Regions from separate parts of the Mus musculus genome. Here region 1 is linked to region 2. Evidence: chromatin loops called from intact Hi-C (ENCODE). Cell type or tissue: left cerebral cortex. All regions are shown on one strand. Each heading gives the region's core, and the rest is flanking DNA. Links, peaks and the distances in the headings are about the cores only. Region 1 holds the start of Gp2 (glycoprotein 2 (zymogen granule membrane)). Region 2 holds the start of Pdilt (protein disulfide isomerase-like, testis expressed).

The links. Peaks named below come from ENCODE experiments on the same cell type or tissue, not always from the same donor. Only the 100,000 strongest peaks of a DNase experiment are listed, where the experiment ranks them.
Region 1: a loop joins it to region 2, with 2.4 times the contacts of the local background. A loop is called at or near these places in 5 of 42 quality-filtered maps.

The regions. Positions count from the first base shown.
Region 1 is chr7:119,451,090-119,459,425 of GRCm38, forward strand. It overlaps Gp2 (glycoprotein 2 (zymogen granule membrane)), which reads right to left and starts at 8,183. Exons shown (of 11, transcript NM_025989.4): 1 at 8,096-8,183; 2 at 6,072-6,207; 3 at 3,113-3,559; 4 at 1,755-1,865; 5 at 1,044-1,255; 6 at 411-559. The coding sequence starts at 6,150. In left cerebral cortex, for the core only: no CTCF peak of the experiment used is centred there; a DNase peak (open chromatin) is centred at 3,623.
Region 2 is chr7:119,515,741-119,524,076 of GRCm38, forward strand. Pdilt (protein disulfide isomerase-like, testis expressed) reads right to left here and starts at 7,742. Exons shown (of 12, transcript NM_027943.1): 1 at 7,515-7,742; 2 at 3,892-4,091. The coding sequence starts at 4,084. In left cerebral cortex, for the core only: a CTCF peak has its summit at 4,091 (motif pointing right); a DNase peak (open chromatin) is centred at 4,097.

The sequences.
Region 1 (8,336 bases), core at 163-8,162, 65 kb before region 2:
GCCTCTCTGTCTCCTTCTGATCTCTACCCCACAGAGGTTAGCTCTGGGACCCATGTCCACGGACTCAAAGCACCCCAAGCTCCTTCTACATTGCATTGTCTGATTCTCAATTAAGATATGATCAGTTTCGTGCTGCCTTTCTTCTCAAGGTGAATAGACACTTCCTGGAGTTTTTGTTTCCTGAGCACATCTTAAGCATGTGTCCAAGGTACAGCGCTGCCTTGTGAATGTCTTCATTATTCACCAGTGCCTTGATCATACTGAATGTTCTTAAGCTATATTTCAGAAATGAAGAATTTAGGGAGTGAAAGCTCTTGAAGCAGGTTGGTAACACCGTATGGACATCATAGATTGTGTGTGTGTGACCAGTGTCAGAGCTACAAGTCAAAGATGAAAGTTCAAGACAATACCTTACAATGGGCTGGAGAGCAGTTTCGAGGCTGACGCTCATGTCCAGTGGGTAGGCACACTGGAAGTTGACATTGACACGAAAGTCCCTGATAATAAAGTCAGTGGCCAAGGAAAGGGTGTTTCTGTAGATGGCATGGGTCCCATTTTTCTTTGGCACAAAACAAAAACAAACAAACAAACCCATATGTATTTATTATGCAGATGTGTGTAGGTATATCTTGAACTCAGATCTGTCTGGTTCTATGGTCAGTGTTCCCAGCCATGGAGCCCCCTTGAATTCTGGCCTCCAGAAAGTAAGGGTTTCTCTTCTACCTGTCATGCTAGCCCAGAGTATGGGAAACTCAGAGTAAACACTAGAAAGTGAATGACTGATCCTGTGGGAGAGCTGGGGGCTGATGTTCTTGCTCTTCCTTCACCGCCCTTAATTAAGATCATCACAATCTGAGCCAACTTTATAAAGCTCAAGCATTAAGCCCAGCCTAAGCTCTTTAGCATGGACCAGAGTGTGTAAATTCACATAGCTCTGGAGACCCAAAGTGGATAAGACATTTGCCTAAGATCTCACTGCTAGGAAGATGTCCCCACTAGCACAGATCTTATCCTCAAGTATCGATGGTGTGAAGAGCACTTACCTCCAGGATGTTCCCACAGTAATTAGCCACAACAGGGCTGGTCATGGACACCCAGTTGTTGGGCTCATCTTGCATGGTACCATTGCAGTTCCGGTCATTGAGGTAGGCAATGATCTCCTCCTTGAAACCCATACCTCCCAGCAAACACTTGTCCAACTTCACCTTGATCTCATTATCTCCACAGTCCAGAAGAGGCTGCAAACTCTGAGAGTCTAGGAAGCCAAGAGTGAGGTCAGCAGAGCAGACAGGGGACTAAAAACAACAAGGGGCATCTACATTCTTTGCCTGGTAGTACATCCATCAGGCCCACCAAGTTGCTGAATAGACTAGATGAGGTCTGGGACCCCAATAGAAATCACACTTAGACTGATAAACCTCTGGTCCAAGACTTCTAAGCATCTGAGGTACATGTGTGACTTAGCTGGTATTGGGAAAACAAAATGGTCCTCCTGTATTCCAGACTAAACCAAAGCCAGATGCCCACACCACAGCCACTTGTTGCTACAGTATTCCAGCAGCTGACCTGGAAGCTTTGTCTGGCCTTACCCTCTCTCCTCCTTGCAAATCCACTGGCTTCATAATAAGTGGCCCAAATAACTCTCAAGATTTCCCAATGTCCATTCTATGGCCCCTGACTCTGGTCCCTGCCGTTTTCTGATCCCCAAGCCTCCTTCCTCTTGCCCTGCCTACTCAGCCCTGGGAGCTGCTCACCAGAAACATGGAGGTCCTGCCTACAGACACAGGACCAGTTGTTATTTTGGAATACACATTCCTCCTCAGGACGACAAGTAATCTCACAATTCTTGGGTGCAGTGGAGGGGTCTAGAGGGAAGGAATGGAGAGAAAGGATTAGGAGGCAGAGCAGGATGGGTCTAAGGCCTCCCAAGCCAAGGATATCATTATGTCAGAGTCTTTCTAAACATATGAGAAACTTACCAGAAGAGCCGCAGCCATAATTCATCTTTCCTGACTCCAAAACCCAGCAGAGGGAGTAACAGCCCTGAAAACTGCCAGGCAAGCCATGCACTGTGCTGACTACTTAGCATGCTTTGGTTCAGCTGACCCCTGTGGTAGAAACGTGTGATGGGGCAGAATGACTTTAAGTCCACCGCTGCCAGCATTATAGAGCCTGAGTTTAAGTCCCAGCTCTTCTCATTCCAGCTCTGTGATACGGGGACAGCTGTGTGACCTTTCTGTGTTCCAGACCCTAATAGGAATGACTACGTGGATCCTATTTCATGGACTGAGTAGGGAGTTTCAGTGTGCTGATATGATTAAAGCTGAACGGTAGCGGGCTCACTGTAGGCAGTGTAGTAAGGCAGTGTAAGCTGTTAGCTTTACCCTTTGTTTCAGATCAGAAAGCAGGTTCTAAGAGGAATACAATTTGAGACAAGTAAAATTTGAATGAGCTTGGGTTCTTCATTTTGTGTGTGTGTTTCTCTGTGTGTGCTTGTGTATGTTTTTCTATATGTGCATCTGTATGTGTGTGTCAGTGTGTCAGTGTGTCTCTGTGTGTGTCAGTGTGTGTCCATATGTGTCTATGTGGGTCTGTATGTGTGTCTGTGTGTTTTTATATGCGTGTGAGTCTGTGCTGTATAACTATGTGTGGGTCTGAGCACTTGTGCATCCAGAGGCTAGAGGGGATGTCAGGTGTCCTACTCAGTCACTCTTCACCTTATTCCCTTAAGACAGGGCCTCTCATTGAACCTAGGTCCAGCATCCTGTCTCTGGTGGCGACCAGACTTGGGATAGCAGGCATGCTTAGTCTCATTCAGATTTTTACATGTGTGCTGGGGATTTAAACTCATGTACCCACACTTTCACAGCAAGCACTTTTACCTGCTGAGCCTTATAACTAGTGCAATATCATGCAATATTCATTTATAAGGCTCTTTCACTCAACTATAAGTTTCAGGCTTGTAGGTGGCAGGTCCCAAATTACATTTCCATGTGTATCCCTGTCAAGAGTCCAGTGGTGGCTGCTTTATTCAGTCTCCTCCTAACTGTCTCTTCTGGCTCCATTGAATCCTTGGAACTAAAGTTCACCCTTCCCTGTAGCTGCTGCTTACCTGTGCAGTATCTCAGACTGCATTCAGGGGTACCCTGTAACTTGTACACGTGATATTCTCCTAGTTCTTCAGAACAGGCCTTCACCTGGACCTCAGAACGCCAGAAGCAACAATTTTCATTCCAGTTGGCACAGGCTGTGTGGCTGACAATGCCATCTCCAAGGATGGGGTGAGATCCACTCAGCCACATGGGGGCAGAGGTGTGGCACCGGAACACACTCACACAGGTCTCTGGCATCTTCACTCCTCCATCACCCACAAAGCGGTACCAGCCGTGCAGGTTATCATCACACCATGCAACTGATGAATCGTTGTTCTCTGTGCTTCTGGTAGGATCATTCAGGACCGTGTGATTCTGGCAGGGATCAAAGCAGATTCCAGAACTTGGAGAGTCAGGGGATCCACAGTCCAAGTCCAGATTGGAGCTGTTCCTGGGCCTCCCATAACCTGAAAAGAACAGAGAGCATGTGGGTTTATTGAGCAACTCCACAGCCCTAGGGGTTTTTATCCCTTCTCCATTTTGCTTTGAATGCCCTAATGATCCCAGTGAGGCCAATAGGTACACATTGCAGTAATTAACACCAAGCTTTGTCACTCAGGAAGAAGGACAATCATAGCAAAGACATTCAGGCCACCACTTTGCATAACCCCCATTGCCCTACTCAGGGTTACAAAGAGCTTCTCTGTGGGCCACTAGCAAGACACGGTGAGAGTCCAGCTCAACCATTGTTTGTTTTGCTCATAAATGTAATACAAGGCTCCCTGAGAAAAACCTTAGCCATTAGTAAAGTGAATTAAGCAAAAATAAATATTGGCATGTCGCTTAATTTGGCAAAAGATAAAAGTCTTAAGATAAATGTTTTAAGATGAAAGTTGTCCTTAGTTGGACCCATCTCTAGAAGCGATCACAAATTTGTTGTATAGCCCTTAGAATTTTCCCATGCATGTGTGAGCATGCATACAGAGAGAGAGAGAGAGAGAGAGAGAGAGAGAGAGAGAGAGGAGGAGAGCATGCTGGATTTTTTTAACGTATTATAAAATCAACATCGTTCCCTATCAGTAGGTAACGTTACAGGCCAGCATGTATAGATGTATCATGTTAATCATTGCCAAGCTTAGTGTTATTGGTATAGTATTGGCTAAGTTGTTCATTGTTGTGCAGGTGTCTTCAAAATAGAATCAAACCTTGGCCTCCACCCACCCAATGCAGAGGCTGCTTCTGAAGACTTCAAGCATCTTGAATGGTTTCTGAAAGCCAAAATTATCTCCACTGAAAACCACTCACCTAACAGGACCATTTCTGCTTTAGGGGAGAGTGGGCAATGGTGTGTGAAGAGGCAGAGAAATGATTAAGGGGATGATCAGATGCTGAGAGAGGGGACTTAAGAGCAGACATACTGGCTGGTGGCCCGGAAAGGTGCTTATGCTCTTTGGAGACTTTTTTTTTTTCAGAGAGTCTTTAAAAATTAGTTTTGTGTAGGGGTCTGAAGAGAGAGTGCGGTTAGTACAGTGCCTTGTAAGCACGAAGATGTGAGTTTGAGCATGGAGAACTCGTTTTTAAAAGGTGGGCACTGTGGTATGAATTTCTAATCCCAGTGCTGGGGAGGTGGGAATAGTACAGTCCTTTGGGACTCACCAACCAGCCAGCGTAGCCTACACTGAAACTGAGAAACCTTGACTTATAAAGCAAAGTGGATGGCACCAGAGGAATGGCAGAATGGTATGTGAGGTTGTTCTCTGGACTCCACGTGTGTGTGTGTGTGTGTGTGTGTGTGCGCGCGCACACACACAACATAGAATATAGGGAGATTCTATTACTCTGTTAATATTCATAAAGTAAATAAGCAACCATTAAAGTTTGGGAAGAATTTCCCAGGGTCCTTTGGGGGTAGATATGCTTTTTTTTTTTTTTTTTTGCTTTTCTTCACTTTTCCATTTTATTTTATTTTTTTTAATTAGGTATTTTCCTCATTTACATTATCCCAAAAGTCCCCCATACTCTCCCACCCACTCCCACTTCATTTGAGAGATAAAGCCTCCAAGATTCAGTGAGATGGCTGCCATATGCTGCCACACCCAATAGCCTAGTTCCAGGCAGTTACCTTACCGGTAGAATGATGAAGGAAGCACACAGTTAGGCTATATATATATATATACATACATACATACATATCAGTAAGACTTTTTTTTTAAAGGAATGAAAGGCTGTTTTTCAGCCTTGCTCATGTATGTGTTTGCTCTAAGGAAAGGACTTGTGGTCCTTGTTATTCTTGGATCATTTCCCACACACCCTGTGCTTTCCCATGGGAGTAAGAGCTCAGTTCTCTCCCTAACCTCCCACTACAGGCTCACATTTGCACCTTTAGCTTAGCTGGGAACTTCTTCTATAACTGTCTAGGTTGCTCCCACTTGCAGCTCTTAGGACCTGGATGTGGTGATATATCATTTTAATCCCAGTATTGTAGAGGCCAAGTCCAAAGGATGGAAAGCCAGCAAAACACACACACACACACACACACACACACACACACACACACACACACACAGAGAGAGAGAGAGAGAGAAAGAGAGAGAGAGAGAGAGAGAGAGAGAGAGAGAGAGAGAGAGAGAGAGAGAGATTGAGAGAGAGAGAATGAAAATCTTTGGAAGATAGAGATATTGTTAAATCTAGCACTTTTTTTTTTTTTACAGATGAACAACTTGATATAGAAGGGTGAAGTGTGTGGCAGAACTATCTCTCTTATGTTTCAGTCTGTGCTCTCAAATCACCTCCTAGAAGGGACTACACTGGCCCCCCTGCCTTTTCAGGCTCTGAGAGCTCCATGAGTCCCTTGCTCTCTAGCCTTTGTTTCCAATTCTCTGTTTCTGGAACCAGCTGAGCAGCCTTTCCTCCTCCCTTCCTCTGCTCTCTCTTTAGGTCTTGTGGAGCATCTAAGATCCCTGGTGAGCAGACACTCACCTTGATGTATTGTAGATGGAGATACCAGTGTCAGAACGCAGGAGGCTGCAGCCAGCCACAGCAGGTCACAACCCACCATCCTTTTCATAAAGTGAAGCTTGCAGGTTACTCTGCAGCCTGCAGATTCTTCATAAATCTATAGAAAAGGAAAGGCTCCCATCAGGTCAAGCTAACAAACCTTTAGCCCCTGGGTAAGGTTGAAACTCATATTGGTTCAGCATCTATCATGTGACCCTATTTGCTAGAGGCCCTTTTCATAATTTGTCTTACTTAGGTCTCTGAACCACTCCATAGGGAGGTATTGTTATGAGTCCCGTTTTGTTGATGAAGAAGTTTTGTTAGGCAAATGGATGATCTGGAAAATATCATCCTGAGTGAGGTAACCCAATCACAAAAGAACACACATGATATTCACTCACTGATAAGTGGATATTAACCCAAAAACTTAGAATACCCAAGATACAATTTGAAAACCACATGAAACTCAAGAAGAAGGAAGACCAAAGTGTGGACACTTCGCTCCTTCATAGAATGGGGGAACAAAATACCCATGGAAGGAGTTACAGAGACAAAGTTAGGAGCAGAGCCTGAAGGAACAACCATCCAGAGACTGCCCCACTTGGGGATCCACCCCATAAACAACCACCAAATCCAGACACTAGGCAGATGCCAACAAGAGCTTGCTGACAGGAGCCTGATATAGCTGTCTCCTGCGATGCTCTGCCAGTGCCCGGAAAATACAGAAGTGGATGCTCACAATCATCCATTGGACGGAGCACAAGGTCCCCAATGAAGGAGCCAGAGAAAGTACCCAGGGAGCTGAAGAGGACTGAAGCCCCGTGGAAGGAACATCAATATGAACTAACCAGTACCCCTAGAGCTCCTTGGAACTATACCACCAATCAAAGAAAACACATGGTAGAACTTGTGGCTCTAGCTATATCTGTAGCAGAGGATGGCCTAGTCAGTCATCAATGGGAGGAGAGGCCCTTGCTCCTGTGAAGGTTTCTTTGTCCCAGTATAGGGGAATGCCAGGACCAGGAATGGGAGTGGGTGGGTTGGGGAACAGGGGGAGGGGGAGGGGATTTTTGGTGGGGAAACTAGGAAAGGGGATAATATTTGAAATGTAAATAAAGAAAATATCTAATAAAAAAAGAAAGAAAGGAGTATATAATCCAAACAATATTTATACAGCTGTGTCTCTGCAAATATGGACATACATGACCAACATATGGCAATAGGTCCAGGTTCTCAGAACCCAAACTATTGGCATGACATACAGAAATGGAGTGGGATGGGAATAGGGGCTTTCCAAGAAGAAATCAATAGCAAGCTAGCAAAAGGGGGGTCAGTGCTGTGGAGTGTCCAAGAGCAATATTTGCAAAGTCCCTGCACAGGTGGCAGAAGACACTCTCTGGAAACTGAAGGCAAGAATTCTAGTAATTATTGGTACCTAGGGAGGAGAGTTCTATCTATCTTGATTATATATGTGCATCAGGTTCTGCTAAGACGCTCTGAGATTTCACAAGTGTAGCATTATGTTAGGCTGAATTCTAAGCCCCTTTCATTCTGTACAGAAGAGGGCATACACTGGCTTCCCAGTTTAAAAACAATTACATGATGAAATAATTAATGAAGGAATAAGCAAGCAAAGAAGTAAATAAGAAATAGAAAGACAAAAATGTCTGCCGACTTCAGTGACATTTACCCTTCTGTGCCCCGAAAGGGGACCTCTGTATGGTTTCTTGCAGCCTCTAAAAGATAGAACTTGGGGCTGCAAACCTGTTTCTGATGGAGTATCATGAATGCATGATGAGAGAACAGAGACAGGGGAGTAACCAGGACTAAGCTTTTAGAGATGCCAACCCAAGTGGACACCTTGGACTGTCCAGCAGGTGACTTGGATTATGAACTAACTGAGCTGAGGAACAATTAACAAGAGTTAAGGTCCAGAGTCACTTCTGGGTTCAGAAAGTTTGCAGATCGCCCTAGTAAGTCCAGTACACAAAGAAGGTTAAACTCACCTGCAAGGGAGACTAAATCTTCCTGGGCTTTGGAGCAGGACTTACCATAAGAGAAGAACCCAAAGTATCCTTCCTCCCTGCCCAGTGTGGGAACATAACCTACGGCCTGACTCCTTTATACTGACACTCCCCACCCATGTGGCTCTTCATGATTGGTGCTGAGGTAGGACTGGCACTAAGTTCCCAGGCACTAGGACTTGATGAACACAGGTAAGATAAGCCATTGACCATCAAGGGTAGT
Region 2 (8,336 bases), core at 82-8,081:
CCCACCACCTTGCTAATGGGGTAGCCAAAGGGACCTGGTACTCTGTTAAAGTATCTGATATTCTGGGATCCTTGGCTGTTCACACAGTTGGGCAGCGAGGTGAGGTAGGGGCTCTTTACTAAAACCAGCCTCAGAGAACTGACCTTGGTCATGGCATGGGCTGTCCTCGTTGGAGTGGAAGGAGACGAAATGGAAAACCACCTGATGACATGGCTAGACTGCAGGTCCCTACTGCCACATAGCAGAGGTGTGTGCTGAGTCAGGGCTGGGGGAAACAGCTTCCTTTTCAAGCCAGAACATTCTATTTTTTCCATCTGGCACACTTTGAGAGAGCGCAGGTCACCTCCCAACTGTGGTCAAGGTCACTCTGACAGATATGTTTCATAAAGCAAAGCCTGGGACAGCCGGCACTGGCCCGGTTGCCAGTCACTGGCTCAGCGCTGGATCCTGAGTGTGAGTGGTCAGTGATCATTCTCATTAAACACATCCACACACGTGGATGGGGGGCAGAGACTTTGTGCCTCCCACGTGGATCGAGGTTTCTATCTGCTTCATCACCGTTGCTACCCTCATCACACCCATCTAGTGCCCGCAGCAAGCTCTGGCCTCTTTGCCGGTGGCTCTAATCAATGGCCTCTCCCAGTTTCCCCGTGGACTTTGTCATGCTGGGCTCATGCTTTTGAGTTTATGATCAGGCAGGGGAAGTCTTGGGATGATTGCCAAATGGTGGAGCATGTAGAGATACCTCACACGGCTCAGTGGGGTGTCTGAAGTGGAGGTAAGGGAGTCCGTGCTTCCATGGGCATAGGCCTCTCAGACTTCTGTTCCACCCACCCTTTCTTTTCTCCATATACTCTTAGCCACAGGATATACCGCAGGCTTCTGAAGATTTTGTCTCTCCTCTCCTGCCTATGAGTTCCGGGAAGGCAATGTAGCTACGGGGATGGCGGTACTGAGTACAATATTTGCAATGTGGGTATTTGATAAATGACCATTAAAAATCATCACTGCCATAGTTAAAACCATGACAGCTATCATCATCAACACCCTTTCATCACCACAATCATCATCACTGTTAGCATGCCCATCACTACCACTACCACCTCCACCATCTACATCACCATCTATATCGTTATAACTTCTATCATCATCATCGTCATCTCCTACATCTTAATCTCTACCGTCATTATCATCACCTCCATTATCATCACCTCCGTCAACATCATGGTAAAAAGAACTATAAATTGTAGCTAGCTTTTCTAAAAGACATACAATGCAGGTATTTTATTTACAGGATGTAAGCCTATATTGGAGAGGTTTTGAAGCTATTCTAACTTTCATCCCAGCCATATGTCCCTTGTCACTCGTTGTGTCTCCTGGCCACGTGCTTATGGTCCATCTCCTCTCATGGCGACCTTCTCCTTTTTTGCCTGCCTGCTTTCTTTCTCTTTCTCTCTTTCTCTCTTTCTTTCTTTCTTTCTTTCTTTCTTTCTTTCTTTCTTTCTTTCTTTCTTTCTTTCTTCCTTCCTTCCTTCCTTCCTTCCTTCCTTCCTTCCTTCCTTTCTTTCTTTCTTTCTTTCTTTCTTTCTTTCTTTCTTTCTTTCTTTCTTTCTTTCTTTCTTACTCTACCTGCACTTCCCAGGCAGGTAACTGAAAACCCGCCTCCCTTTATCAACTGCCCAATCCCAGGCTTTATTTAGCCTTTTATTGGCTTGGGGAGCAAGGTTACCTAGCATCACTTAGTGAAACTGAGGATCTGCTGCTTGGTGGCAGCCAGATCTTGGGGGCCAGTGTTTAGCATCCTGAATCCACAGCAGGGCCAGAATGATCCCAGCATATCACTCTCTTTATAATAAACTCTATTCCGTGTTAGTTACTCCTGTTCTGCTATAATAAAACACTCTAACCAAAAGCAACTTGGGGAGAAAACACAATTTATTTGCCTTATAGTTCTGGGTCATAATCTTTCACTGAGGGAAGTCAGAGCAGGAACTCGAGCAGGAACGAAATCATGAACCATGAAGAAACACTGCTTACAGGCTTGTCAAGGACCCCCTGCCCAAGGAATGGTGAGACATTCCACAGTCGTTTTCACCCTGCTATATCAATTAATAATGAATACAATACCTCATAGGAATGCCCACAGACCAATATGACTAAGCAGTTTCTCAACTGAGGCTTCTCCTCTCAGATAACTCTAGGCTATGTCAAGTTGGCAATCAAGGCTAACCTGGACTGTTGTCACCTCTGCCATTCTTATATTTATCCATCACCATCTCTCTATCATTACCTCCATCATCACCAAGTATCACCATTATCCCAGTCTCAATGACCATCTTCATAGTGATCCCCAGCAGTATCTCCTGTAACCCCAAGACACATTCTTGCTACCTTAGCCTTAGGGGCAAGTGGTAAATGGCCCTAATTCAATGACTTCTAAATCTTTCCTTGATCACTTTCCACCAAAAAGTGAACTTTCCCTCTCTCTTTGACTCAATTCAGGTGAATTGTCACAGAGAAAATGAGAGCCCAAGAAATTATCATTCATCCATCCATTCATCCATCCATCCATCCATTCAGTCAGTCAGTCAGTCAGTCAATCATTTGACATGTGTGAAGACCTACCGTGTCTCAACAGTGCCAGATCTAAGAATAGACACGGGTAAGGTACATGCAAGTTTAGAAGTGCTTTTGGTATGATGTGGCAAAGGGTAGGCTAAGAAGGAAGGCTAAGAAGAAGAGTGGGAAAGAGTCCTCCCCAGGCTACATGGGCATGAGAAAACACTTCCTCACAAGAAACTTAAATCTCACAGTCCAAGTGCAAAACTGAAGGGAGGATGCTACAGAACCTCATGCAGGACAAACGGCCCAGAGACTCGATCCAGAACATTCCATTCTGACAACTAGAGCTGCATTCTAGGAACCCGTTTCTCTGGGTGCTTTATAGAGAACACGCAGAAGGCGCGTGGGATCCATAGGGGAGCCTGCCTCAGGTCTCAGGCAGGGACTGGTAAGACCGAGGCCTGCAATGACAGACTGTATGGAGAGGGATGGGGACCACAGAGCTTTGGGTGCAGAAACAATAGAGTATGGAGATACAGTCTATATGAGGCTACAGCAAATTTGGGGATGGCCCTGAGGTTTCTGACTTTGACATTGAATGGGTGGTGGTGTCATCGGTGCACACAGGAGGTTAGGAGAAACAGGTTCTCAGAACCAAATCCAAAATACTGGAGTTTGTTTTAGACGCAGGCAGCTTGAGAGCTGAGAAGGAAAGGTTCTGCCAAGCATTGACCTTGAGTTCTGGAGTCTTCAGAAAGATGAGAGGCTGGCCAAGGATTTGAGAGCGGCTGAGATCTCCCCAAAACTCTCCTGTATAAAAAGCCCAACTTCCAACTTCCTCTGAGGAAAACGCTTATAAGCCTGCTCCAAAATGATTTTCCAAAAGGTCACTTTAGAAGGCCTGCCAGTTTTCAAAAACTCATTTTGAATTCAGTTGTGTATTGATAGACTCAAAGATGGGAACTTAATGACTTTAATTGACTGTTGCTTTTAGATGGCAATAATCGCTGCTCATGTGAAGGGAAGTGTTCACATACTTTGAAGTGTTCATATTGGTTGCTATTGGAGTGATTTTAAAAATGTAAAAGCAGGAGTTGAGGGTGTATCACGGTAGTAGAGGGTTCGAGAAAAAAAGACGTTAGCCTTCCCCTGTGACAGAACAGCTATTGGTGAGCAGAATTTTGGGTTCCTACAGGGACAGGCCAATGTCCAGCTGAGTGCCTGTCGTATTTTTGTGTTTTCTTTCCATCTGATAGTATATGGAAGCCCTATGGTCCCCCAACTCAATGAGACAGGCATCACCCTTCATTGCCAGAGCCAAATACTCACGGAAAATCACCATTAGGAAGCGGGTTTCATTCAGCGTCTGCGTCAAGCCTGCGGGAGTCAGCACCATTAAGTTATGATCCTCCAGGATGTGCAAAGGCTGGGAAATGTTGATGCCCGTGTCTATCTCTGGTGAGCCAAGGACCTCTGAGAGGCAAGCAGCCACCAGCAGCAAAGGTGTCCAAAGCAGTTCCATGGATGGCCTGCAGGGGGCAGCAGAGGAAGCATATCTCTTCTCAAACCTACACTGATGGGGACCTTGGAGCATGCAGGCACTGCAGCAATGTACACAGCTTGGCAAAAGACAAGCTTGTCTGAGCAACCTCAACCCCTGGGCACTAGAACAACTCCTATTCATCGAGACCTGGAGTCAAACACAGACCTTTGGAAACCACTGGGTTTTCTAGCTACTTGGAGAGAAGTTTGTAGAGTAAGTGCCACTGCAGAATCCCAAAGTGAACCTCTGACCGGTCTCCTCCCACCATCCCGTTACCAATACTAACGATGCCTCCTGCCCCTCCAACTCTGCCCAGACCACTTCCTTTAACCCTTGAATCATATATATTGTATTTTTCCTTTCTCGGTTTGCTATGTTTGGTAAAAAAAAAAAAAACTCTTCAAAAGCGTGAACCACAAGTCAGCGTCTATTCTAGGATGTTTCAAGATTTCCATTGTCAACGCAATTCATCTAAATCTCTTCATTTTAGCCCCCAGACTCTTAGACAAGGGCGAAAAGCGGCCATATCTTCACCAATATCACAAGAACAGTCTCTAGGTTACGTTAGGTTACATCTAGGTTACGTCTAGGCTAACGTTCTTCTCCTCTGAAACCTCTTGAGCCAGGCCCCACAGTTCAAATCACCTCCGCACTACTGTCTTCCATGTTCCCACTAGGAATGCCTATGAAGTCCCACTTAAAGCATCCCACTGCTTTCCTAATCTAAACTCCTGAAATCTGCTTGCCTCTGGACAGAAGCATGCTCAAGCCTATCACAGCAATAACCCCAGATCCTGGTACCAACGTGTCTTAGGGTTTTATTGCTGTGAAGGGACACCATGACCAAGGCAACTCTTATAAAGGAAAGCATTTAACTGGGACTGGCTTACAGTTTCAGAAGTTTAGTCATTATCTCTAAGGTACAAAGCATGGCATCATGCAGGCAGATGGTGCTGGAGGAGCTGAGAGTTCTACATCTTGATCCAAAGGCAACCAGGAGAAGACTGTGTGCCACACTGGGTTGGAGTTTGAGTTTAGGAGACCTCAAAGCCTGACACCACAGTGACACACTTCCTCCAACAATGTCATACCTCCTCCAATAAAACCACACCACCTAATGGTCCCTATGGACCAAGCATTGAAACACATAAATCTATAGTGAGGGGGGGATTGTCCTTATTCAAGCCACCACAGTCCTGTCTTTTAGTTATTGCTATGATGAAACACCATGACTAAAAGCAAGCTTTGAAGGAAAGGGTTTACTCGGCTTATACTTCCATATCACTGCTCATCACTGAAGGAAGTCAGGATAGGAACTAAACCAGGCAAGAACCCAGAGGCAGGAGCTGATGCAGAGGCCACTGAAGAGTTCTGCTTACTGGCTTGATATCTATGTCTTGCTCAGTCTGTTCTATAGAACCCAGGGCCTCCATCCCACGGATGGCATCACCCACAATGGGCTGGACCTTCCCCCATCAATCACTAATTAAGAAAATTCCCTACAGGTTTGCCTACAGCCCAATATTATTGAGGCATTTTCTCAACTGAGACTCACTCCTCCCAATGACTCTAGCTCATGTCAAGTTGACATAAAACTAACCAGTACAAGATCCAAATATCTATGTGCTTCAAAGGTTCCAGATGATTCTTAAACTGTTGTTGTTTCAACTCTTTACTTGAGTACTCTTAGCCACACCCCCTGAATAGTCTCAGCCACACCCCCTGAGTAGTGCCACTCCTCCTGATCCTGTGGGGGCCATTTTTATTCAAACCAGCACATTCACTCATTCATTAGTTCGCTCACTATGTATTTTTTCAAGTCATGAGCCATGCTGCCTTCCCTTCTAGGCACAGAAGACACAGGAGTGGATGAAACAGACTAGAGTCTTTATGTTCTGCTGGGAAACAAGTAGATGAGACAAAAAAGAAGGTGCTGATAAGAGCTGGGAACAAGAGCAGGGAGGAAGGACTGGAAAATGATGGAAGAAAGGAACAGCATAGCATTTAAGGGAGGATGGTGGTAGAAAGCTTTGTTCAGGGAACACGTGACTAAAGCAAGCAAATAAAATGAACTGTACATTCTCCAGGAGTGGAGAGAATGTAAACCCTCCTCCCAGCCATCACGTGCTGCCCTTTTGCTCTTTCTACTGAGAGTCCCCTGAAACCTAGGCTTGGCTCTGTGTCATCTCTGGCAGACCATCAAGAGCTGCATCCCTGCTTGCACTGTGCCCTCAGCTGTTCTCTGCCAATGCCTTGCCCGCTTGTTACCTAGGTGTGGACCTCATTCTTTTTGTGCCTGCTTGCTCCTGTGGCCAGCATCCTTCCTGCTCAGTCCTAAAAATTCCAAACTCAGACTCAATATCAGCCCCCAGTTCAGGGGACAGTGACTGTTCCTTGGTAGGAATAGCAGATGCTGAAAAGGTGTTCCTAAGCCCCTTTGTGGGATTTTCACTACCAGGATTCCACCAAGACCTCCATATCGCAACCACCATTGGCTCTTATCCAGACCATGTGATGCTTGCTGGTCATCTATTCTTTATATTCCTCAGTCCTCTGACACACACTCACAGCAGTTAGAGACCACCATTTTTAATATGAACTAGACCAACTTGCTTCTCTTTCTGGAAAGGTTCCCATGATCTGTCAGCATGAATCATCCAAAACCTTGTGTTAGTCTCTTGGCTGCAGTGTCTCTAGACCTTGTCCTTAATGCCCTGTGACCTAGGCCCCTCCCCAACTCCACCCAGGACTTTGCCTCTGCCTAGGACTTATTTATCTCACTCCTGATCATCCAGAGCTGAGTGTTGAAGCCCCTGCTGAGAGTATGTACCATGGACACCAGAGGCCACCCCAGCTCAGATACCAGCTCTCAGGAGGGAAGGTTTCTCAAGCCACCCGGCCTCATTCACCTCCATCTGGAGCACACTGGCCCCCCAAGCACCCGTGTTTATTTCATATTCCAGTTTGTTTTTGCCAAGCTGATTAGATATTCATGATCTTCCCACCTCAACCTCCCAAGCGCTAAGATTTCAGATAATGCACAAATAGCATTGTTCATAGCTGCTTCTCCACCTCCTAGAACCACGCCTGGACCTGTTTTGATGCTCCGTGAATAGTGAGTGTATGGATGGCCTCGTTTAATTCTTACTACAAGCCCCAAGTCCTATTTTAGTGGGTCAATTAACAACTAAACAGTAAGGTTTTTACAAGAGTTTTGTTCTGTTTGTTTACAAATACTAATGCTTGGGTCTAAATCCAAACAGGTCTGGGGTGGGGTCATGCTGCTCCTATAAAGCCATTGTACTGGCCCTAATGTGTTGCATCTTTAATATATAATACACCCTACAAAAGGAAGGTCACCAAGGCAGGCTTGTCAATCAGAGAGTGGTGTTATTTGGCAAGCTCATACCTGCAAGCAGCTGGATTACTTTCGGGGCTGTCAGGCCACATGGAGCTGGGGCAGTCAGCCCTGTGGCAATCAGGGAGGGTGCAGAAGTCTGAGGAGAAGGCTTTAAGTTTCCTCTTGTGTTGAGAGCAGGACCTGTCTGCTAATGAGTGAGCCCAAGAAACCCAGGAGCAGAAAGGGAGTTCCTGCTTGAGCACATGGAGGTCACAGCTGCCTCTGAAACTATGTTCTGAGTTCTGGGATTCTAGAGGGCCAGGTGAGGGAGCTTTAGAAGAATGGGCCATTGTTGAGTAAGAGGGGCCCAGCCTAGCAGCCCTGTTCAAAGCGTGTACCCATGGACACCAAGGACCAGAAGCCAAACTGACTGTAGGAAGCTGGCTGGCTGTGGATTGGTGTTCGAATCTTAGCACTGTCCTAACCCACATGACCTTAAACATGGTGTTTCCTCTTTCTGAGGCTTGGTTTTCTCGACTGTTCAATACGGTGACATTCACTGTGTACAGAAAGGGTTAAACAAACTGATGGGTGCAAAATGAGAAGCTGAGTATATGGAAGGCAGTAAGCACTCTCTCCCACCTCCACTACTGTTGGTCTCTTAGACTTCCCTTTCTTCCTCTCCCTTGCTCACCTCCCTTCTCTTTCGTTCCCTTCCCTTCACTCCCCTCCCCTCCCCTCCCCTCCCCTCCCTCCCCTCCCTCCCCTTCTCTTCCCTTTCCCGCTCCCCTCCCCTGCCCTCCTTTGAACTTGCTGTCCTGTCCTCTTCTCTTCCCCTATCCCCTCTCCTCCCCTCCCCTTCTCTTCCCTTTCCCCCCTTCCCATCCCTGC